3 separate regions of the Homo sapiens genome follow, and regions 2 and 3 are each linked to region 1. Evidence: chromatin loops called from intact Hi-C (ENCODE). Cell type or tissue: PC-3. All regions are shown on one strand.

The links. A loop is a pair of places that touch in the nucleus more often than their neighbours do. Peaks named below come from ENCODE experiments on the same cell type or tissue, not always from the same donor. Only the 100,000 strongest peaks of a DNase experiment are listed, where the experiment ranks them.
Region 2: a loop joins it to region 1, with 12 times the contacts of the local background. A loop is called at or near these places in 104 of 110 quality-filtered maps.
Region 3: it touches region 1 in a loop (4-fold over the local background); 10 of 110 quality-filtered maps call a loop at or near these places.

Annotation. Positions count from the first base shown.
Region 1 is chr7:23,708,150-23,716,149 of GRCh38, reverse strand. STK31 (serine/threonine kinase 31) reads right to left here and starts at 5,931. Exons shown (of 24, transcript NM_031414.5): 1 at 5,815-5,931; 2 at 4,005-4,051; 3 at 3,864-3,916. The coding sequence starts at 5,864. In PC-3, a CTCF peak has its summit at 3,543; DNase peaks (open chromatin) are centred at 2,089, 2,789 and 3,589; H3K4me3 peaks cover 1,138 bases; H3K27ac peaks cover 396 bases.
Region 2 is chr7:23,566,528-23,574,527 of GRCh38, reverse strand. No RefSeq gene overlaps it. Among named protein-coding and RNA genes, the nearest start is that of CCDC126, 27 kb to the left of the region's middle. In PC-3, CTCF peaks have their summits at 3,545 and 3,747 (motif pointing left); a DNase peak (open chromatin) is centred at 3,737.
Region 3 is chr7:23,344,881-23,352,880 of GRCh38, reverse strand. IGF2BP3 (insulin like growth factor 2 mRNA binding protein 3) reads left to right here. Exons shown (of 15, transcript NM_006547.3): 6 at 1,295-1,576; 7 at 5,147-5,281; 8 at 6,819-6,941. Among named protein-coding and RNA genes, the nearest start is that of SNORD65C, 48 kb to the left of the region's middle. In PC-3, no CTCF peak of the experiment used is centred here; DNase peaks (open chromatin) are centred at 3,200 and 5,050; H3K4me3 peaks cover 2,937 bases; H3K27ac peaks cover 6,145 bases.

The DNA of each region.
Region 1 (8,000 bases):
TTAAAGGAAACCAAGGATACACAACTAAATACAATTTGGGATTCTGTATTGGATCCTGGAACACAAAAAGACAAAAAACTGCTAAAATTTAAATAAGGGCTGTAGTTTAGTTAATAGCATTGTACTAATGTTAATTCCCTGGCTTTGATCACTGTACTGTGGTTATATAACACATTAGCATTAAAGGAAGCTGGGTGAAGAGTATACAGAGCCACATTCTAGCCTCTGTACTAATTTTGCAACATTCCTGTAAGTCAAAGTTTCTTCAAAATAAAATGTTAAATATATATATATGTTCTAAAGAAATATACCAACAAAATATTCAATAATGCTAGAAAGAACATGATTATCCGTGATGACTGAAAAAAAACTCTGAAAGAGCAGTTCAAAGAACATCATGATGAATATCAAAGTCTCAGCATAGAACAGGAACTGAATTTAAACTGACCCTGAGAAACAAGAGAAGCAGCCTTTGTGAACAAACCCCTGGAATCAAAATATTCCATATAACTATATTTTTTCACTATACAGACTAAAACAAATAGGAGCTCTTTGTTTGTTTGTTTGTTTGGTGCAATCTCAGCTCACTGCAGTCTCAATCTCCTGGGCCCAGGCAATCTTCCCACCCTCAGCCTCCCACATAGCTGGGAACACAAGCATGCACCACCATGCCTGGCTAATTTTTTTTTTTTTTTTTGTAGCGACAAGGTCTTACTGTTGCCAAGGCTGGTCTCAAACTCCTGGGCTCAGGCGATCCTCTCACATAGGTCTCCCAAAGTGTTGGGATTACAGGCATGAGCCACCATGCCTGACCAGAAGCTTGTTCTTTCAAAGAAACAGGTGGAGTCAAATACGTCAGATTCCTTCAGCTGCCACTCATCCAATCTGAAGTGTTTGCTTATAAGTGGTTTATAAGGCAGAAGCCCACAGGGCAAAAAAAAATGGAGAATACACGTGAGCAGATTTTCATCCTAATCTGCCTACGCGTATTTCCAAATCTCTAGTCTTCTCTATGCCTATATCCCACCATAACCCCAACCAAATTTGCCAATTTGCTTATTGAAATAACCACTACATTCATTTATATACCATTAGTAGTTTTAATGTTTAATCTTTTCATGCGCATGTTTCCTGTTTTAAACGTTCTTCTACAAGAGCCTCAACTTCATGGTTTAACTCAGAGGTTGGCAAATTACAGCCGCCTGTTTTAGTAAATAAAGTTTACTGCATCACAGCTACACACACTCATTCACATTATGTCTATGGCTGCTTTGCACTATGTTGGCAGAATTGAATAGCTGCAAAACAAACTGTATGGCCTAAAAATGGTAAAATACTCATCATCTGATCCTTTACAAAAAAAAAACTGCTGACTCTTGAATTTGCTCCAAATTCAATCAACATATTCACAAATAAAGTAAACTGAAATCAAAGTCTAGAGCTGCACTAGTGAATACAATAGCCAATACCCACTTGAAATATGGCTAGTCTAAGGAGATATGCTGTAAGTCTAATATACACACTGGATTTCAAAGACAATATTAAAAAGGAAATATAAACTATCCTGTTCACATTTTTATGCTAATTATATTTTGAAACAATATTTTGGATATATTGAGTTAAATAAAATGTACTTATTAAAATGTCACCTGCTATTTTTAGTTTCTTCAATGTGGCTGCCAAAAATGTTTTAAAATTACTTACATGGCTCATATATTTCTACTAGACAGCACTAGTCTAGAAAATCTTTTTACACTGATAAATGATGTTTCTGTATAATAAGCTTAAATATAATTTATCATCCACCCTGGGACACTGTTGAGAGTGATGCAGTTGTCACTAATACAGAGACAATGGGCATGGAACCAGAACGTGTGAGCAACCTTTAGAGAATATGCATAAGCAGAAACAAATTTGCCAAATATATGTGCATAAGCAGACACACGAATTTGCCCCAAGTTTTCTATAACATCACCCTTCTACAATTTTTTTTTACATGCAGCCATGCCCCACATAGTGACATTGTGGTCAAAGAATGAACCACACACACTACAGTAGTCCCGTAAGATTATAATGAAGCTGAAAAATTCCTATTGCCTAGTGTAGTCCTAGCCATTGTAACATCATAGAACAATGCATTACTCACATATTTGTGGTGATGCTGGTGTAAACCTACCGTGCCCCAGTCTCACAAAAGCACAGCACATACAATTATGTACAGTACATAATACTTGGTAATGAAAATAACTATGTCACTGGTGTGTGTGTATATATATATTTTTTTTTACTATAATTTTTCTTATTTTAGTGTACTCCTACTTATTTAAAAAAGTTAACTGTACAGCCGCCTCAAGTCCTTCTGAAGGTATTCCAAAAGGGCATTTTTATTACAGAAGATGACAGCTCCATGCACATTACTGACCCTGAAGACCTTCTAGTAGGACAAGAAGCGGAAGTGAAAGACAGTGATATTGAAGATCTTGTCTTCGTTTTTAACCAAAAAGTTTTTAAAGTAAAAAAAAATTAAAAGTTTAAAAAGAGAAGAAAGCTTTAGAATAAGGACGTAAAGAATATTTTTGCACAGCTCTACAATGTTTGTTTTAAGCTGTGTTACTACAAATGAGTCAAAAGTTTATTAAAAGTTACAGTAAGCTAAGGTTTATTGAAGAAAAATATTTTTATAAATTTAGTGTAGCCTAAGTGTATGGTATTTATAAAGTATACAGTAGTGTACAGTAATGTCCCAGGACTTCACATTCCTCACTACTCACTCAATGACTCACCCAAAGCAATTTCTAATCCTGCAAGCTCCATTCATGGTGAGTGCCCTATACAGGTGTACCACTTTTTAATCTTTTATAATATGTTTTTACTGTACCTTCATGTTTAGATACATAAAGACTTAATATTGTGTTACAATTGTCTGCAGCATTCAGTACAGTAACATGAGGTACAGGTACACCACATGGCCTAGGTATGTGGTAGGCTATATCATCCAGGTTTCTCTAAGTACATTCTATGATGTTCATACAGCGACGCAGTTGCCTAATGATGCATTTCTCTGTATGTATCCCAGTCATTAAGTGATGCATGACTATATATTTAAGAACTCTGGGTTAATCATATTCTTCTAGAACTTTCTTCTCATATATTCTCCTTATTTCCCACATTACGAGTTCACCTCACCCCCCACCAAAAGGAGTTCCCATGCTGTAGGGAGTATAGAGAAACGTAATTTCTTTCCCTTCCGTATCATGTATAGTTTACAAAACCAAAAATTAGCAGGTCGTTCTGTGCATCAGAGGAATTTACCTTCTTAAATTGTGGAACACAGCCCTTCAGTGCTTGCTTTGTATTTAAAACTGAGTAACCTTACCTAACTGACACCCTCCCAACAGAAAATCAGAAATGTTTCATTCATGCTTCCAATTCTATAATGAGAAAAATACCACATCTCAAATTTAAGCCATTAGAAAAAACGACCGAGATTTTTAACTTATCCTCCTTCAAGAAACAATCTTATAAAAGACCCCTAGATGGGGCTATAACTTCACAAATACAACAGGCTCTCAGAATCCAGCAAAAGCAGCCTAGAATTGAGTGGAATTCTGAAATCACAATCTTGCCAATTTTCTTTTTTCAAACTTGGTGTATTATGGGCATAACACTTGACTCATAATGAGTCAAGTAACATCACAGCTGTCAACATTTGTCTCCTAATAATGCCTGGTGATAAATAATTCAATAAATATTAGGCAATGAGAATGACAAATGTATTTATTCCTGGGTTTTATTTTTGTTTTTGTTGGGGAGGAACTGGATTGGGGGAGGTGAGGGGGGATATCAACCAGTTTGCTATTTACCTGGGCCCAAAATGTTACTGCATCTTCTATGTGACTTCCAACCACATCTTCCACTAAAATCAAATCACAATACAAGGAAAATTAGAAATTAATCAGTATCATCTAGCTCTTACACCCCAAAATAATTTTTAGTGTCAGTACCTTTATCGTAATGTGTATCTTCATCCATTTGAACAATTCCTGAAAAACTAGAACAATACCTTAAATTAGATTACAATAATCCACCATTAATAATGAATGAAGACTAAACTACATCATGTTCAATTCTTACAAATGTTTTGTCCTAAATGCAGTTATCAAAATTCAAACTCTATATTAAAAATGAGCTCAATATTTCCTTCACTAACTAATTCTTTTGAGTATTTTGTAGTAGATGCAATTTTATCATATATAATCTCTATCCTTAAAATTATCTCTAGCCAAACTTTTACAAACTTATACTGAACTCATATACATTTTGATCACTTACATAAATCAATACTTTGAAACAATGTACATATTCTTTTTTTAGAAAATATCCTCCCATAAAAAGGACTTCCACAATGTAAACAAAGAGAAACATTACAAGTAATAGAACAAATGCTTTAAACTGGTAGTCTATTTTATGTAAAAGGCACGGTGGTTACTATTTTTGAAGATTCCGTGGGATTAAAGACTGCAAAAATACCTAAAATTTTGCCTATTACTTCAAAAATAATTTTAATTACATAATATTATACTTTATCAAATGCAAAAATATTCCAAAATAAATGTACACTATGTAATTTTATCTGTAATATACTAAAATACTGCACTTTCCATTCATAAGTGTTGAAGGAAAATTAAAACACAGATTTTTTATGGGTTTTTTTTTTTTTCCCCCCAAACGAAGTCTTGCTCTGTCGCTCAGGCTGGAGATCTTAGCTCACTGCAACCTCCACCCCCCGGGTTCAAGCAATTCTCCTGCCTCACCCTCCCAAGTAGCTGAGATTACCGGCGCGTGACACCACGTCCAGCTAATTTTTGTATTTTTAGTAGAGACGGGGTTTCACCATGTTGGCCAGGCTGGTCTTGAACTCCTGACCTTGTGATTTGCCCACCTCGGCCTCTCAAAGTGCCGGGATTACAGGCCTAAGCCACCGCAATTTTTTAAGAGCTTTAAAAGTTGTCTAGGAACACCACTATACTAAAGTTTCAAATGCTCTCTCATTATGAAAAGGAAAACATTAACTCCTCATCACAGAAAAATAAAATTTTAAAAATGGATTACTTTGTCACAACTTAATTTTTTAAAAAAATTTTTCGTAAGTGGCATGAAAATGTCTCCAAAGCAAGGGTTCTTTTCTACTGGTCAAAAAGCAGTTTTTAAATTCAACTGACTGAAAAGCTGTAATAACTTTTAGGGAGACTATATATTCCCACGGAAAGCATTAAGGCTTAAATTCAGTAAAAGTTAAAATTACTTTGGAAATCTCTCCACACACTCCAAGAAGCTACTTCTAGAGTAGTTTTTAAATCTTATTTTAAAATGACTTGCCCTGATTATGAAGGCACTGATGCCGTACCCACTTTCTGCAAACAGAGATCACAAAATAGTACGTCCAAATCTCCACTTCGTGATGAAAATTTGGAAGAAACGGGTACACGTAGCTCTCTGACACTTATTTTATAAGGGATTTTGAAACTTAAATGGCACAGAATTTTCGAGAAGGGGAAGAGAGTGTGGAGGCTGCGTGACCGCGTCTTCATGGAGATCATTCAGGCCGGAGGTCTTTTCGAGCCACTTTCGCCTGCCTGCATGCACTCAAAAACTGGGGCATCTGGCACCCCTCTGGGGTGGCGGGCGGCTAGAAGGTGACAGAAAACCCTGAAATGGGCCTCGTCCCAGGATTGGAGACTTAAAACGCAAGCAGCGACGAAAATAGTCCTTGAAGCGGCCACCACTGCACGTACCACAAAAACTACTACTGACCTCACACTTTCCGTTGCGGAAGCTCTAGAAGAGTGACCCTGGACCCACATACTGGACTTTCGGCCCTCCGCCCGCCGTAGCACACGTGCAGCGGCTTACCGCGTGAGCTTCGACCGCAAGGGCCCCACACTGCGCCTGCGTGCACAGCGCTGCGCCATCATCCGGTGTTAGCGGGAGTCACGTGGCAGCCACGGCCTGCCGCCTAGGAAGAAGCGTGCGGGAGCCGCCTGACGCTGGCTGCTGCCGACCCCCAGGCACTGAGGCTGCGCCCTGGTGATTTATAGGCCGGGGTGGGGTCTAGGGCCAGTTCCTTTCGCAAGGCTTCAAGCTGTGACTTTAGAGGTGACGTAGGATTTCGTGGTCTTTCCTAATCTGTTCACGTGGATTTAAATTTTAGAAACACCCAAATTAGAAGAACCCCGACATTCTATTTACACGATGGAAGAGAGAAAATAACTTTGGTAACTGAAAATGTGTTTTTCAGATTGGTAGCTTTACAAGCGTTGGTCAACTAATCCTTAGATTCCACAGCTCTCTGTAGTATTACAACTTTTTCCACAATCTTAAGAAGAAAAAATTAGTTGTCTGCTTCTTTGCAGATATTACACTTTGTGGCAAACCTTACACAACAATTGAAAATTATCTCCGGTTAATTTTTAACAGCTTGAAGGTTAAAGTACAATAAACTGCAGATATCAAAAGTGCATAATTTGTTAAGGGTGAACATATGTATACACTGTTGAAATCACCTCCACAATTAAGATAAACTTTTCCATCACCTCAAAGTTTCCTCATGCCCGGTTGTAATACCTGACTCCTCCCAGCTCCCGTTCTGCTTTCTGTCACCATATATTAGTTTGCATTTTCTAGAATTTTACGATAATAGAATCATACAGTATGAACATTTAATCTAGCTTCTTTCCAATAGCATAATTATTTTGATTGATAAATTTCGTCCTATGTGTCAAGAGTTTGTTGGGTTTTATTGCTGTTACTATTCCACTGCATGAATATAACACAATTTGTTTATCTACCTTTTAATAGGTGTTTGGACTGCTTCCAGTTTTGAATTGTTTCAAATAAAGCTGCTATTGTGTGCAAGTCTTTGTATGGACATATGTTTTCATATCTCATGGGTTAGTACCTAGGAGTGGAATGGCCAAGTCATAGAATTGTATATGTGCTTAAAAAATTGCCGCATAGTTTTACACAGTTGTACTATTTTATATTCCCACCAGCGGGTTTCAGAGTTCTAGTTGCTCTATATCCTCACCATCATTTGATATGGTTTGTGTTTTTAAGTTTAAACATTCATGTATAAATGTTTAAAGTGGTATCTCCTTGTGATTTTAATTTGCATTTATTTCTCTACTAACTAAAAATGTTGAGAAACTTTTCTTATGTTTATTTTCCATCCAGATCTTCCTAAATGAGGTGTCCAAGCTTTTTCCTGTTTTCTAACTGAATTTATTATTGAGTTTTGACAGTTCTTTATATACTGTGGATAAAACTCCTTCAGGTTTGAAAATATTTTCTCCCAGTCTACAGCTGTCTTTTTGTTTTCTAAAAAGGGTACTTCAAAGAACAAAAGTTTTTAATTTCAATAAAGTCTAATTTATCGGTTTTGTCTTATGGTTCATGCTTTTGTGTTGTATGTAAGGAATCTCCGACTAGCCTGGTTCACAAAAGTTTTCTTCTATATTTTCTTCCAGAAATTTTACATGTTCAAGCTTTACATTTTGATATATAGTCCTTTTTGAGTTTATTTTTATAACATGTGAAACAATCAAATTTTATTTTATTGCATATGGATATCTAATTTTTCCAGCATCATTTGTTTAAAACACTGTCATTTGTCTATTGAATTGTCTTTGCACTATTGTCAGAGATCAATTAACCATACATACGCAAGTCTATTTCTGGATTCTCTGTTCTGTTACACTGATCTATTTGCTTTCTTTAGACTAATACCACACTGTCTTAATTACGGTAGTTTTATTTCATGCGATCGTAGAAGCAATTTGTCAGCATCTACACACACACACACACACACACACACACACACAGAGCCTGCTGTGATTTTGATTGGGATCACATTGAATGTATACACCAATTTGAGGAGAATGGACATCTTAGCTATATTGAGTCTTCTGATCCATGAGCACAGTATATTTATTTAGGTCTTA
Region 2 (8,000 bases), 140 kb after region 1:
CTCAGGTCCAGGAAGAACACCAAGTGTAGAGTGACACATCAAGGGTCTTGGGAACAGCCCTGAAGAATCTCTACCTCCTGGGAACATTAGCATCAGCCAGTGGCCTAGCTGTCCCTCTGCAGACAGGCTCAGTCCTGATGAGCCAGCTCCCTGCTAAGCTACCAAAGGAGGGAAAGAAATGTGCTTCCAGGGCCATCCAGACTTCTTCGCTGGCTTGCTTTGGGCAATCTTTTGAATCAATGCTTAAAACTGAGAAATGTTTTCTCACTTTGTGACTTAAGCCAAAAGCCTGAACTTTTTTTTTATAGCAGGTATAAAATCAGTGAAGCATTCCTTAATTTTCTACTTCTTTGTGGGTTTTTTGGTAGTTCAAATATGTGTGTATATATAATTATTCAACATGACTTTCTGCAATCTAGTTGAAGTGAATAATGTAAATATTTCGATTTCTATTTTGTGTATGATTTCTTTTCTCACTTTATTAACCATTATTATTATTTTGAATTATTTTGAATTTTCATCCTGGACAGTGATTGTTATTTATCTGTTTTAAATGTTTAGCCATTCAAAATAATTATTATTTTGTATTATTTTGAATTTTTATCCTGGACCGTGATTGCTATTTATCTGTCTTAAATGTTTAGCTTCTATTTTCAAAATAATTTATTCTAAACCTAGAAAGGTCACACTGTTTTCTGTAATCATTGTGCGGTTAAAATAATATTGGGCAGGCATGGCGGCTCCCACTTACTATCTGGCATTTTGAGAGTTCAAGGCAGAAGGATTGCTTGAGCCCAGAAGTTTGACATCAGCCTGGGAAACATAGGAAAATCCCAGCTCTACAAAAAATAAAGAATTTGCCAGGTGTAGCAGAATGCACCTGTGGTCCCAGCTACTTGGGGGGCTGAGGCAGAAGGATCATTTGAGCCTGAGAGGTTGCAGCTGCGGTGAGGTATAATCAAGCCTCTGCACTCCAGCCTGGGCAACAGAGCAAAAAGCTATCTCAAAATAAATAAAGGCAATCATTCATCTCACTAAACAAACAAACAAACAAACAAACAAAAAAACAAATATTTGGTCAAAATAGTTGAAATGAAGTGGAATTTTAAATCTAGTTTTCTGGCCGGGTGCAGTGGCTCACGCCTGTAATCCTAGCACTTTGGGAGCCAAGGTGGGCAGATCACTTGAGGTCAGGAGTTAGACAGCAACCTGGCCAACATGGTGAAACTCCGTCTCTACTAAAAATACAAAAATTAGCCGGGCGTGGTGGCACGTGCCTGTAATCCCAGCTACTTGGGAGGCTGAGGCATGAGAATTGCTTGAACCCGGTAGGCGGAGGTTGCAGTGAGCCAAGATCACGCCACTGTACTCCAGCTTGGGTGACAGAGCGAGACTCAGTCTCAATAAATAAATAAATAAGTAAATTTAGTTTTTTGAAAATTTGACTAAACTTTCATGTACATATATAATACATATTTCATATGTATTTTTATATATATATATATATATATTTTTTTTTTTCCTTGAGACAGGGTCTTGCTCTGTCATCCAGGCTGGAGTGCAGTGGTGTAATATTGGCTCACTGTAGCCTTGACCTCCCAGGCTTAAACAATTCTCCTAATTGTGTGTGTGTGGATGGGGTCTCACTATGTTGCCTGGGCTGGTCCCAAATTCCTGGGCTCAAGTGATCTTCCTGTCTCAGACTCCCAAAGTGCTGGGATTACAAGCTTAATATATTTTTACAAAAATAAAACTATTTACAATTCTAGCACTGTGTCCATTTAGTTGCCAATGTAAATAATCAGTTATTCATTTTAAGCCCCTTTGTCTAAACCACATATATATATATTTAGTAATATGAATTGCTCATTATTGCAAATGCACCTCAGCTGCTAGGTTTGTGTGTTGCAAACACAGTGTTAATTTGTGAGTAACCTGAATTGGAACATCGAGAGAAGCAAAGAAATGGATCCCCAGCACTACTGAGAAACGATGCTTCATTATGTGAGATTCTAATGTATTTGTAGCATCTGAGAGGAAGGATTTGTCAAGTTCTGTAATTAATTTATTTTATCCCTTACCTGAGTTTTTTTTGCCACTCAAGTGTTTTCTATGCTCCGAAGCAGTGCCCATCTCCAAGGCTGGCAACAGTACAATCTAAAGACCTTTGCAACATTCTAATTCAGCCCCCTTTTTTAAGGACGTAGAGCAAGATATATGGATGCATTGCCCTGGAGCCTGAATAACATCAGTCACAACAAAGAATATGCAGGGTCACAGGTCAGGCTGTGCCAGCCCTAAATATGAAGTCAGTGGCCAGGGTGCCCATGTGTACTTTTTATGTCATTGTGATACACGAAGAATTCTGAAGTGCAGATCTAGAGCAGAGGCCCCTCTTGTCCAGGTCTAAGGTACTGCTTTTATGTTGCTTCTTGTTTGCTACAAACAAAAATATGATGAACATCCTTATTTCTGTCTCCCTGATTGTCAATGAAGGGTTCCTCTAGGATATATTCTCAGGAGTCAAATTGTTGTAGAGAGTCACAGAGTACACATATTCTTAACATCACTGAGTATTGCTCTGTTGGACAGCTGTGCTACCTTACACTGCTGATAATACATAAATATTTCCTTGTTCTCTTTTGTTTTTTGTTTTTTGTTTGTTTGTTTTGTCAGAGACAGGGTCTCACTCTGTCACTCAGGCTGGAGTGCAACAGTGTGATCATAGTTCACTGTAACCTCAAACTCCTGGGCTCAAGTGATCCTCCCACCTCAGCCTCCCTAGCAGGTACACACCACCATCTCCAGCTATTATTTTCATTTTTTATAGAGACAGGGTCTCACTACGCTGCCTAGGCTTATATTTTGAATTCAAATATATCATTTTCAAAACCAAAATGGTATTGTTCTCAACCTACTCTTTCACAATTTGAATTTTTCATTTGTCTAGTTTGATATTGATCCATTGGCTAAACACTTTATAAGCAAAGTTATCTAACCAGTAACCACTCATTTGTACTAGCATCTGATCTATATTTCTGCCTCCTTCATCCAAGTAGTATATTTGCTTGCCAGAGCACAGACTTCAGCAAACTAATAGGAACTGTCTCAAGGGAGGTGGAGCAAGATGGCTGAAAAGAACCCTCCAGCAATCGTCCCTGCACAGGAACCTCCAATTGGACAAATCTCCACGTAAGAAAGCACCTTCACAAGAATTACAAAATCAGAGGAGCAATCACAGTACCTGGTTTTAGCATAATAAGAAGAAAAGACACATTAAAAAGGGTAGAAGGGACAGTCTCACATTGCCGACACAACTCCTCCCTTAACCCCAAGCAACTAAAGCAGCTTGTAGGAAGAATCTGTGTGCTGGAGGGGTGGGTGGGGAAGGAAAGGGTGGTAAAGCCTGAATAAGTGTTAGTGGCAGCCAGGCCATAGTGACCTCGGTCTTTGTGTGACCCCTAGTGCTGCACTGGTCAGGAAGCTATGTTCTTGGGGTGTAACCTAGCATAATACCAGCTGTGATGGCCACAGAGGTGCCCATATAACCCCTCCCCCAACTTCAGGCAGCTCAGTGCTGAGAGAGACTCCTTCTATTTGGGCATTTGGGTGACAAAGAGGAAAATGAATGAGTGACTTTCCCTTGCAACTCAGGGATTTCTCCCTGATCATCCCCACGTCCATCTGGGCTGGGTATCTAGGAGGCTGGAAGAGAGTCACAGCATAACTGGGCTTAGGGTGCCCTCTGGTGCTGAAATGGCTGCAGTGACCATAGACAAGAACCCAAGAGTTCCTTTTGAATCTTTTGAAGGCCCTCTGAAGGACAGGAACAAACTAAGTCAGACTGTGAGAACTGGAATAAATACCCACCTCTCCAATGCCTGGACATCGATGAATGTCCACAAGCATTAAGAACATTAAGAACAAAGCCGGGCGCAGTGGCTCATGCACTCCCAGCACTTTGGGAGGCCAAGGCGGGCAAATCACAAAGTCAGGAGTTCAAGACCATCCTGGCCAACATGGTGAAACCCCATCTCTACTAAAAATACAAAAATTAGCTGGATGTGGTGGTGCATGCCTGTAATCCCAGCTACTCAGGAGGCTGAGGCAGGAGAATTGCTTGAACCTAGGAGGCAGAGGTTGCAGTGAGCCAAGATCGTGCCACTGAACTCCAGCCTGGACAACAGAGTGAGACTCCATCTCAAAAAAAAAAAAAGAACAGAACATTAAGAACAAATATCACCTCACCAAACTGACTAAATACAACACCAATAACTGACCATGGAGAGATAGAGACATATGACCTCTCAGACAGGGAATTCAAAACAGCTATTTTGAGGAAGCTCAAAGAACTTCAATAAAACAGAGAAGTAATTCTAAAATTTATCAGAGTTAACAGAGATTGAAATAATTTTTAAGCACAGAAAACTTGGAGCTGAAAGATGCAATTGACAAGTTTAAAAATGCGTCAAGTGTGTCAGCAGAAGAACTGATCAAGCAAAAGAAAGAATTTGTGAGCTCAAAGCTATTTGAAAATATGCAGAAGAGAAAAAAGGAAAAAAGAATGAAAAAACACTTAAAGATATAGAAAATAGCCTCAAAATAGCAAATCTAAGAGTCACTGACCTAAAAGAGAAAGTAGAGAAAGAGATAGGGATAGAAGATTTATTCAAATAAATAATAATAGAGAAGTATGCAAATCTTGAGAGCAATATTAATATCCAGGTATAAAAAGGTCAAAAATCACCATGGGGATTCAATTAAAATAAGACTCTCCAAAGCATATAATACTCAAACTCTCAAAGGACAAGGACAAGGAAAGGATCCTAAAAGCAGCAAGAAAAAAAAAACGAGTAACACATAAAGGAGATCCAATATGTCTAGTAGCAGACTTTTCAGTGGAACACTTATAGGACAGGAAGGAATGATATGACATATTCAAAGTGAAGGAAAAAAACTTTTGACTGAAAATACTGTTTCCAGCAAAGCTATCCTTCCCATATGAAGGAGAAATACTTTCCCAGACAAACAAAAGCTGAGATAATTTATCACCATCAGATCTGTCTTACAAGAAATCCTAAAGGAAGTTCTTCAATCTGAAAGAAAAGGATGCTAACAAGCAACAAGAAAGTATCTGAAGGTATAAAACTCACTGGTAAAAGCAAGTACATGGACAAATTCACAATACTCTAAAACTGTAATTGTAGTGTAGAAACCACTTATGTTTTAAGTATAAAGATTAAAAAATACATGAAAAATAATACAGCATTTTATTAAGTGGAAGACACTATAAAAAGATATAAAGTGATGCATCACACAGACCAATGGGAAAGAGAAATTATTTTAAAATTTAAAAATTAAGATAAAGGCTGGGCGCGGTGGCTCATGCCTGTAATCCCAGCACTTTGGGAGGCTGAGGCAGGTGATCACCTGAGGTTAGGAGTTCCAGACCAGCCTGATCAACATGGTGAAACCCCAACTCCACTAAAAACACAAAAATTAGCAGGCACGGTGGCTCACGCCTGTAATCCCAGCACTTTGGGAGGCCCAGGCGGGCCCATCACTAGGTCAGGAGATTGAGACCATCCTGGCTAACAAGGTGAAACCCCGCCTCTACCAAAAAATACAAAAATTTAGCCAGGCATGGTGGCGAGCACCTGTAGTCCCAGCTACTCGGGAGGCTGAGGCAGGAGAATGGTGTGAATCTGGGAGGCAGAGCTTGCAGTGAGCCGAGATCGTGCCACTGCAGTCCAGCCTGGGCAACACAGCGAAGACTGTCTCAAAAAAAAAAAAAAAAGAAACCCGTCTCTACTGAAAATACAAAAAAATAGCTGGGCATGGTGGTGCACGCCTGTAGTCCCAGCTATTCGGGAGGCTGAGGCAGGACAATCGCTTGAACCTAGGAGGCGGAGGTTGTAATGACCCGAGATTGCACCACTACACTCCAGCCTGGGTGATAGAGCGAGACTCTGTCTCAAAAAAAAGAAAAAATCAGCTGGGTGTGGTGGCAGGTGCCTGTAATCCCAACTACTCAGGAGGCTGAGGCAGGAAAATCGCTTGAACCTGAAGGCAGAGGTTGCAGTGAGCTGAGATTGCCCCATTGCACTCCAGCCTGGGCGACAGAGCAAGACTCTATCTCAGAAAAAAAAAAATTTAAGATAAAAAATATATAAATTGAGACCACAAAAAAATGAAAATGTGAGAGGAATGCAGTAACAGTATAGAATTTTTTAGTTTTGTTTTAGCTATTTCTTTTCTTTACAACGTTGTCATCAGTTTTAAATGACTTCTTATAATTATAGGATTTTTTTTGTAACCCCCATGGTAACCACAAAACAAAAACCTATAATAGACACACAAAAAATAAAAGCAAGAAAGTGAACCACACTACCAGAGAAAATAACCACAAAGGAAGACAGTAAGAAAGAAAGAAGAGTTAGAAAACAACCAGAAAACAGGTAACAAAACGGCAATAAGAAGTCCTTACCTATCAATAATAGCATTGGATGTAAATGGACTAAACTCTCCAATTTAAAAACATAGAATGGCTGAATGGATAAAAATAAAAAGACTAAACTACATACTGCCTACAAGAAACTCACCTCACCAGCCGGGTGCAGTGGCTCACGCCTGTAATCCCAGCACTTTGGGAGGCCGAGGTGGACGGATCACGAAGTCAGGAGATCGAGACCATCCTGGTTAACACGGTGAAACCCCGTCTCTACTAAAAATACAAAAAATTAGCCAGGCGTGGTGGCGGGCGCCTGTAGTCCCAGCTACTTGGAAGGCTGAGGCAGGAGAAAGGGGTGAACCCAGGAGGCGGAGCTTGCAGTGAGCCGAGATTGTGCCACTGCACTCCAGCCTGGGCGACAGAGCGAGACTCCGTCTCAAAAAAATAAATAAATAATAAATAAAATAAATAAAATAAAAAAGAAACTCACCTCACCTATAAAGACACACATAGACTGAAAGAGAAGGGTGGAAAAAAAATGTTTCATGCAAATGAAAACCAAAAAAGAGCAGGAGTAGCTATACTTACATCCGATAAAATAGACAAAGTCAAAAACTGTAAAAAGAGACAAAGAAGGTCATTATATAATGATAAAGGAGTCAGTTCAGCAAGAGGATATAACGGTTGCAAATATATATGCATCCAACACTAAGGCACCCAGACATATAAAGCAAATATTATTCTAGCTAGAGAGAGAGAGAGACTTCAACACAAGAATAGTAGAACATTTCAACACCCCACTTTCAAAACTAGATAGATTTTTCGGACGGAAAAATCAACATAGAAACCAAAATTAAGCCGGGCGTGGTGGCTCATGTCTGTAATCCAGCACTTTTGGAGGCCAAGGCGGGTGGATCACTTGAGGTCAGGAGTTCGAGACCAGCCTGTCCAATATGGCGAAACCCTGTCTCTAAAAATACAAAAATTAGCCGGATGTGGTAGCAGGTGCCTGGAATCCCAGCTACTCGGGAGGCTGAGGCAGGAGAATCACTTGAACCCAGGAGGCGGAGGTTGCAGTAAGCCGAGATCATGCAATTGCATTCCAGCCTGGGCAACAAGAGCAAGACTCCGTCTCAAAACAACAACAACAACAACAAAATAAAAATAAAAATAAACTTTAATGAAATAAATGGAAGAGGACATTTAAAAATAGAAAAATATTTTATGCTCATAGATTAGAATATTGTTAAAATGACAATACTTCCCAAAGCAATTTACAGATCAATGTAATCCCTATCAAATTACCAATGACATTCTTCACAAAAATAGAAAGAGCAATCCTAAAATTTATATGGAACCACAAAGACCCTAAATAACCAAAGGAATCCTGAGCAAAAAGAACAAAGCTACAGGCATCACACTACATGACTTCAAAATTTATTACAAACTATAGTCACCAAAACAGCATGGTACTGGCATAGAAACAAACACACAGACCAATAAAACAGAATAGAGAACCCAGAAATAAATCCACACATTTACAACAACT
Region 3 (8,000 bases), 360 kb after region 1:
ATTACAATAAATTAAAAGTTTCCAGATATGAGAAAATACATATCATGTATACTCATATATATTTACATAAAATTTTTAAATAGGCAGAATTAATCTATGGTATTAGAAGTCTGCAAGGGGTAGGGGGGCAGTGACTACCGGAAGCAGGTACTGTTGGGGCTTCCGGGGCCCTGGTGTGTTCTAGTTCTGGATCTGGATGTGTGTGTTCACCTTGTGAAAATTCACTGAAATTTATGCTCAAGATTTGGGCACTTTTCCTTGCATGTTAAAATAAAGATCAAGAATGAAAAAGAGGCTGGGTACAGTAGCTCATGCCTGTAATCCCAGCACTTTGGGAGGCCAATGCAGCAGATCACTTGAGGTCAGGAGTTGAAAACCAGCCTGGCCAACATGGTGAAACCCCATCTCTACTAAAAATACAAAAATTAGCCAAGCATGATGGTGCATGCCTATAATCCCAGTTACTTGGGAGGCTGAGGCACAAGAATCTCTTGAACCCCGGAGGCAGAGGTTGCAGTGAGCCAAGATGGCTCTATTGCGCTCCAGCCTGGGTAACAGAGCAAGACTCTGTCTCCAAAAAAAAAAAAAAAAAAAAAAAAAAATGAAAAAGAGAGAAACTCTCCCCCAAATAGTGTGGTAGAATGGGCACACTCTTTTTTTTGGTTTATCACCACCCCTGCCTCTTTGCTCCAAATCAGATCGTAAACCACAAAGTCAGGGACTGGCTCATAATAGGTACTGAGTGTGATTGGTAGAATTTAATACTCAGAATAGTCTCTTGTAAATGGTTTAGAGATATTTGTCCACTGGTTCTTAAAATGGTTTTAAATACTTCATATTTTAGAGGCTGAAGTGAAGGAAGTATATATTTCTGATGTCTCTTCCACTGTGGTTTGGAAACATTAGCCAAGGCAAGAAGCCCACTTGCTTCTCTCTTGCTGCTTAGCTATTCCTAAACCGTTAGTAACCTTATGGGTTAAACTTAACCAAGAGTTTGACAAAATGTTTTTTGTTTTTCTATTTTTCATTAGGAGATGGCACATAGGTTCCCTTTGGAAACTTGTGGTCTTTTTCCCCACTGTGCCTGTCTCAAAGGAAAATGTGTGTGGGTGGTGGTGGTGCGGGGTGGGAGAGGGGAGGATTATGTGTGTTGCGGGTTTGCTGCTTGTGCTGGGGCTTCACTCAGAAGTTTAGAGCTAGTAATGCTGAGTAGAAGAGATGGGTGTTGCTTTGCTAAAAGATGTGTCATATAGCCTGATTCCTTTTCCCACCCCTGCCCCTTTTCAACTTTCAGAGCACTAGACAAACTGAATGGATTTCAGTTAGAGAATTTCACCTTGAAAGTAGCCTATATCCCTGATGAAATGGCCGCCCAGCAAAACCCCTTGCAGCAGCCCCGAGGTCGCCGGGGGCTTGGGCAGAGGGGCTCCTCAAGGCAGGGGTCTCCAGGATCCGTATCCAAGCAGAAACCATGTGATTTGCCTCTGCGCCTGCTGGTTCCCACCCAATTTGTTGGAGCCATCATAGGAAAAGAAGGTGCCACCATTCGGAACATCACCAAACAGACCCAGTCTAAGTGAGTATGCTGAGTGTGTGGTGGGTGTTCATGAGAATTCCCCTTGGAATCTTAGTAACAGTGTGTCGTTCTGGTACTTGGTGCCCTTCTGAACACAGCCATGAGGACTCCTTGTACAGTACTTGGGAATGTGTAAAAATCTTGCAGTATCTTGGTGTTCATTTCATATAAATCTGGAGCTAATCCTCATTCTCAAAGGGAACGTCAGATTTTCACACATGAATGGAAAACAAATGATACCTAATCCTCTTCTGGTTGGGGAAGCTCTGGAAGACAGAAAGGCAGCTTCCAGGTTGTCCTCTGTCCCACCCCTTACCCCCCACCTGCCCTCATTGTTTTTGGAAGTAATTTTCTGGGTCCAATCCATTTTATTTGTGGCCTCAATACAGAGGTGGTTTTTCAGTCTTGCCTTACTCGAATAAAGAATCGCTCATCTTATTTGTCCGAATTTTTCCTCTGATTAAGCCATGTAATTAGAATGGCTTTTTCTTCTGGATATTTTTTGATGGTTTTAATTGGTGGGATTTAAGGGATTGGAATATTCCCATTCAAATGTTGGAGCTAATTATCAGGAGCAGAAAGCGGGAACTATTTGTTTTATTCACTACTGTAGCCCCAGGGCCAAGGCCAGGGCCCTGCTACATAGAAGGATCTTTTATTTGTCAAATGACTAAAATGACTGTATGTGAATTATGTTTGAAGCCTTTCATGTGTATCTAAGATACTTCTCAGTTCTCATGCATTATATGTTGTTTTGCTTTAGAAACCATACTGTTGTACAGTATGTGGATATTTTTTGACCCAAAGAAGCTTGGTGACAAACTCTTCCCCCCATACCTAGCTCCGTAACGTGCTACGAGGCACATCCTGTTACTACTGTATTTCCTGAAGAACCTGTGAGTGTGCTGGGAAGAAGAGGTTGTATCCAAAAATACCATTGTGCAAGCCTTGAGCCAGCTACAGAAGTGGCAAGATTATTTTTCCTTTTAAATTTAGAAAGGAGAATTCTTTTTTTTCAGTGTGATCCAACGAAATAAGCTTAATCTTTCTCTAAAAGTTAGAACTGCACTGCTGTGTATACTTTATGTGTTTGTTCCAGCAGGCCTAAGAGGACATGCATGTTCATCATAGGCACCATGCCTGCATTGGACTAGCTGACCCATTTCTCATGTAGAACCAAAAAGAACTGTACTGAGTGGTGGTCCATACCCACCTGCTCCCTGCAGTGGCATCTGATCCTGCCTTCCCCTGCTTTGAAGCAGGAGATGTTGGGTGCTGGTTACCTGAATGCAAAATTAATCGCCCTGACCTCATCATGTAGGAGTGGGAAAGACAACTGGACCATAACCTAGTCAGTCGGCCTGGCTTTAATCTTAAAATTTAAGGGCTTCTTGCTTCCCTTGATCCACCGTTACCTGCAGAAATTCATTATATGGCTTCCCTTCCTTCTCATGTAGCAGATTAGAATTGTTCCTTTTCGAGCTACTCATTTCCCTGTCAGATGAAAGAGCTGTGACTTAAATTGAACTGTTTGTTTTACTTAAGGCAGGAAGATGGGGATAGGGGAAGGGAAGCAATTTTTGTTATATCCGATGATTCATTTGCAGAGCTCTGCCAGTGGATTTAATTAACTCTTGACATTGAAATTAGTCATTATCAGAACCTCGTTTCTGGAATGGTCTCAGAGGGCCATTCTAATCTCCAAAGCCACATTCCTTTCTCTCAGGGGATCGGAGCTTAGTAATCCTTAGCACAGTGAAAGGGTGAAAATAAACTGCAAAGAGGGATGCTAATGTGTTGCTGGAAGACAGGCATCCCTGAAAGTGACTGGGGATTGAAACAGCAGCCGGGAAGATGACTCCTAAGATTGGGACTGTTATCTAAGACACTATTTTTTTATTAGTTATTTTTAGGTAGCCCTTAATTTGTTTCATGCCCTTATTTTTAGTTTTATCTTTTACTCTTGAGGTAAATCTTCAGATTTCAACCAAACATTTAGGAAAATGAAAGCCAAATCTTGATTTTATTGGCATGATCAAGTGGTCACTCTCATGGCCATGAGTTATTTAGCCCTTTAAGTGTTTGAATGGCCAAAGGAACTCAACAAATACTTAATTTTCCCAAAAACACATATTTTTGAGTAGCTAATTTTCTTTCTTGTACTTATTAAAAAATGGCAGGCTTATTTTATATTTAATTCAAAACATATAAATATGTAAATTAAAAAGTTACCATTCGTCTCACCTGGGTAGCTGTTGGTAAGTTGGGGATGTATCTCTATAGGATTTGTTGCCTGTATCTACTAACATGTGTGACTTTAAAAAAGAAATCATGTCATGATGTGAATTGCATTATTTCACTTAAGGACTTTTTACTGTGTTGGTACTTGTAATTTTACCACATTTTCAAAAACATCTGTATGATATGAATATACTGTTATTTAACCATCTCTTCCCGCAATTAGATAATTCTAATTTTCTATCTGTTAGAAACGGAACTTTCCCATGCCAGTGGTTCTCAACTACAAATGATCATCTCTCTGCCCCAACCCCCGTAGACATTTGGCAATGTCTGGAGACATTTTTAGCTGTTAGAGTTGAGAGAGAGGCATGCTACTAGCATCTAGTAGGTACAGGCCAGGGAAGTTAGTAAATTTCCTACAATGCACAAGACACCCCATCCACAACAAAGAATCTGGCCCAAAAAGTCAGTAGTGCCAAGGGTAAGAAACATCACTCTTGACCCATGTATGAGACTATATCTGTAGATGTTACCAGGAGTAGATGTTACAAGAAATACAGTTCTTGAGTCACAAGGTGCTCAGCATTTTGCTGACCAGTTTGCTCCTACCAAAAGTGTTGAGTGTGCCTTGTTACCCATCATCTTGCCCATATTTAATTTTTTCTATCTCAATTTTTGCAAGTCTAGAAGAAAATGACATTCTTTTAGCTGGCAGACATATAATTACTAGTGAAATTAAACATCATTTTGAGTTTATTGGCCACTTGCTTTTCTTGAAGTAGAATTGCCATCTGTCCAGGTTCCATTCCTATCACTGTTCGTTGCAGACTTTCCTCTATCAAGGAGGCAAAATGTGGGAAGAACCTTGCAAAGGGGAAGCAGATTGGTGAAATCTGCTCATCCAATGAATGAAGAATGATATACTGTGCAGAATAAGCAGTTCAACTTGGCTTATGGGATTCCAACTCCTCTCTTGGCATGCCCTCCAGTTCCTATTTGTTTTAGAGCAGATTGAATCCAGGCTCTTTGTCATGAGACATTTGTTCTGTGGCATCTGAAAGGAAGCTGTAAGCACAAACAGCTTGGGTAGAATGAAAAGATGTCCCCGCTTGGTTGGATTGAGGAAAGAGAAAGGGGAATGTTCCTAGAATTAAAATTTGCCTCTTAAGGCATTAATGTTGACAGCTTATTGAAAGTTTATGCTCTTGAGGGAAGTGAGTCATCTGCTTTGCCCTGAAGCCCTATGACTTTGCATTTGGTAATTACAGACTCCACTGTGAATACACGCTTACTGCTCTCGTTTTCCTCTCTGCTTGCGCCCACTATCAGAATCGATGTCCACCGTAAAGAAAATGCGGGGGCTGCTGAGAAGTCGATTACTATCCTCTCTACTCCTGAAGGCACCTCTGCGGCTTGTAAGTCTATTCTGGAGATTATGCATAAGGAAGCTCAAGATATAAAATTGTGAGTAAAGAAGATTGTCCTGTGAAAGAGGTTGATATTTGTGCTCTTGTATTTTTGACATCTCTGACACAATTCTTGGGAATTGCCAACAAACAGAGGGAAATGATATCCTGATGAGCTACAGTGGTTGGCACTGTTGATCTGGTTGTGAAGTGTATGTCTTTTAATATTTAAATATTTTCATTCACATTTGAACATAGGCGAGTGGTGATAACGGGGAAGAGAAATGCAGCTATAGAAGAAGGCAACTTGGGGAACCTAGGACCAGGAGGTATCCTGGATTAACCCAAAACAGGAGCCCCAAATCTTGACTCATCCTTTACTCGGAGCTCATTGGAGCTCTGTTCTTGTCCACTGCCTGGCCCCACCTTGGAGCAGCAGGGAGTGTGGAGGTGGGGAAGTGCCTAAGTCTCTTCTAAGGCAAACTGGAGATTTATCTGGGTAATGCAGGCGGGAACTCTATTTCTTCCACAGGAACTTTGAGTGAAGGTTGGGTTCTGTGCCACGTTTAGCGTACAGAACAGCGCTGCACTGAAAGTAGAATCGAGAGTAAGGCACTGGAGTTAGTGTGGGGACCTCATTACCAACCTTAATTTGTAGAGAACTTTAAATATGTTTTAGTAATATTATATGTGGGTGCCATATCATAAGAATGTAATTATTAAAGTAAAAATTTTAAAGAAGAATTATTTTAGTATAGAGAAAAATAGGCCTGGTGTGGCGACTCATGCCTGTAATCCCAGCACTTTGGGAGGCCGAGGCGGGTGGATCATGAGGTCAAGAGATCAAGACCATCCTGGCCAACATGGTGAAACCCCGTCTCTACTGAAAATACAAGAATTAGATGAGCGTGGTGGCATGTGCCTGTAGTCCCAGCCACTTGGGAGGCTGAGGCAGGAGAATGGCTTGAACCCGGGAGGCGGAGGTTGCAGTGAGCCGAGATCGCGCCACTGCACGCCTGCCTGGCGCCAGAGGGAGACTCTGTCTCAAAAAAAAAAAAAGAAAGAAAAAGGAAAAGCCCACCATCTATTAACCACAATGACATTTTAAACAGTTTTATATATATATGACTGGGAAATTCAGAAAGCTACAAAATGAAAAGTGAAAGCTCCCCTTCCTGTTCTTATGCCCTTCCCCCAAAGTGTAACCACTGTTGTTTCTTCTGTTTCCTTCTATAAATTATGCACATATCTCCAGGTGTATATTTGTACTGGATGGTACTGTTTTTTATTTGTACGTTGTGTTCTGGTAGTAGGGGTTTAGGAATATGGTTTTGAGTAAGAGACTCCATCACTGAAGATATTTCCTGAAGTGAATAAAATAAGAACTATTTTAGAAGTTAACTTCTGTATTTTTTCTCCCCTTCTATTCATGCATTGCTAGAATGCTGGCCAATTGTCAGCAAGTTTTAAGCTGTACCTAACACAGTGCTTCCCAGATGGTAGGTAGGAAGTAAATGTTTAATGAGTGAATATTGTCTTTTTACCCACGAATAGGTTTACTTATTCTAATTTTATGGCCACTTTTCTATTTACAGCACAGAAGAGATCCCCTTGAAGATTTTAGCTCATAATAACTTTGTTGGACGTCTTATTGGTAAAGAAGGAAGAAATCTTAAAAAAATTGAGCAAGACACAGACACTAAAATCACGATATCTCCGTGAGTGCTCCTTTGCTTTTGAATAAGAAAACTTTCCAACACTGTAAGCTGCATGTTGTGTATTGGGCTTAGCTTCCCACTTTACAGCTGCTTCAGCTAGCCTGTGCTGCCGTACTTACACATGGTTTCTCAAATACAGCTTGCTGCCTGTTAGGTTTCTGACCCGTATTGAAAGCATTATCTGCTTCTGGCAGGAGGAACCAAATGCTTTACATTCATGTTTTCTAAAGCAGTCTTAACTATGTTTTATGACATTTATTCCCAAAGTTGGAATATATAACCCAGTTTATTATCCATTGTCGTGTAACGCATTATCCCAACATTTGACAGCTTAACACAATGTGAACATTAATTGCTCAGCTAGTTTTTGTGGGTTAGGAATGCAGGAGCAGCTTAGCTGGGTGGTTCTGGCTTGGGGTCTCACAATGCTGCTGACAAGTTGATGCTGGCTGTTGGCAGAAGGCCTCAGTTCCTCCCACATGGGCTTCTCCACAGAGCTGCTTGAGTGTTCTCAAGACATGGCAGCTGTCAAGATGGAAACTGCAATGTCTTTTATGACATAGCCTCAGAAGTTATACTCTATCATTTTTCTAATGTTGTTTACACAAGTCAGCCCTATTTGGTATGTATGTGTGGGACTACAGATAACTGGGTGACAGGAATCACCTTGGAGGCAGGCTACCACACTTAGAATCTGTGGATGCTCTGAAATTACGTGGAAAGGTTTTTCTGAGGGTGGCCATTCTTAGTTTCACTCAGAGTACTCAAAAAGGTGGGAAAAGATTGATGAACTGAGGAAGAGTGGTAGGGGAAAGACTGCACGGTGTTTGTGTACAAGGAGTTTTCAAAGGAGGTAGTAAGGAAGCAGGAAACTTCTGTTTGGTTGTAAAGAAAGGGGGAAAAAAACCCCACAAAGTGGTAAATTCAATAAGTAATACTACTTTGTCTTAAATTTACCCCCAGAAAGGGGAGAGTTTTAAAAGAAAAAAATCTCAAAAGTTATTCTAGAAGCAGCTATTTTTAAAACTGTAATACAAAATGCTTGGCAGGGCCAGGTTG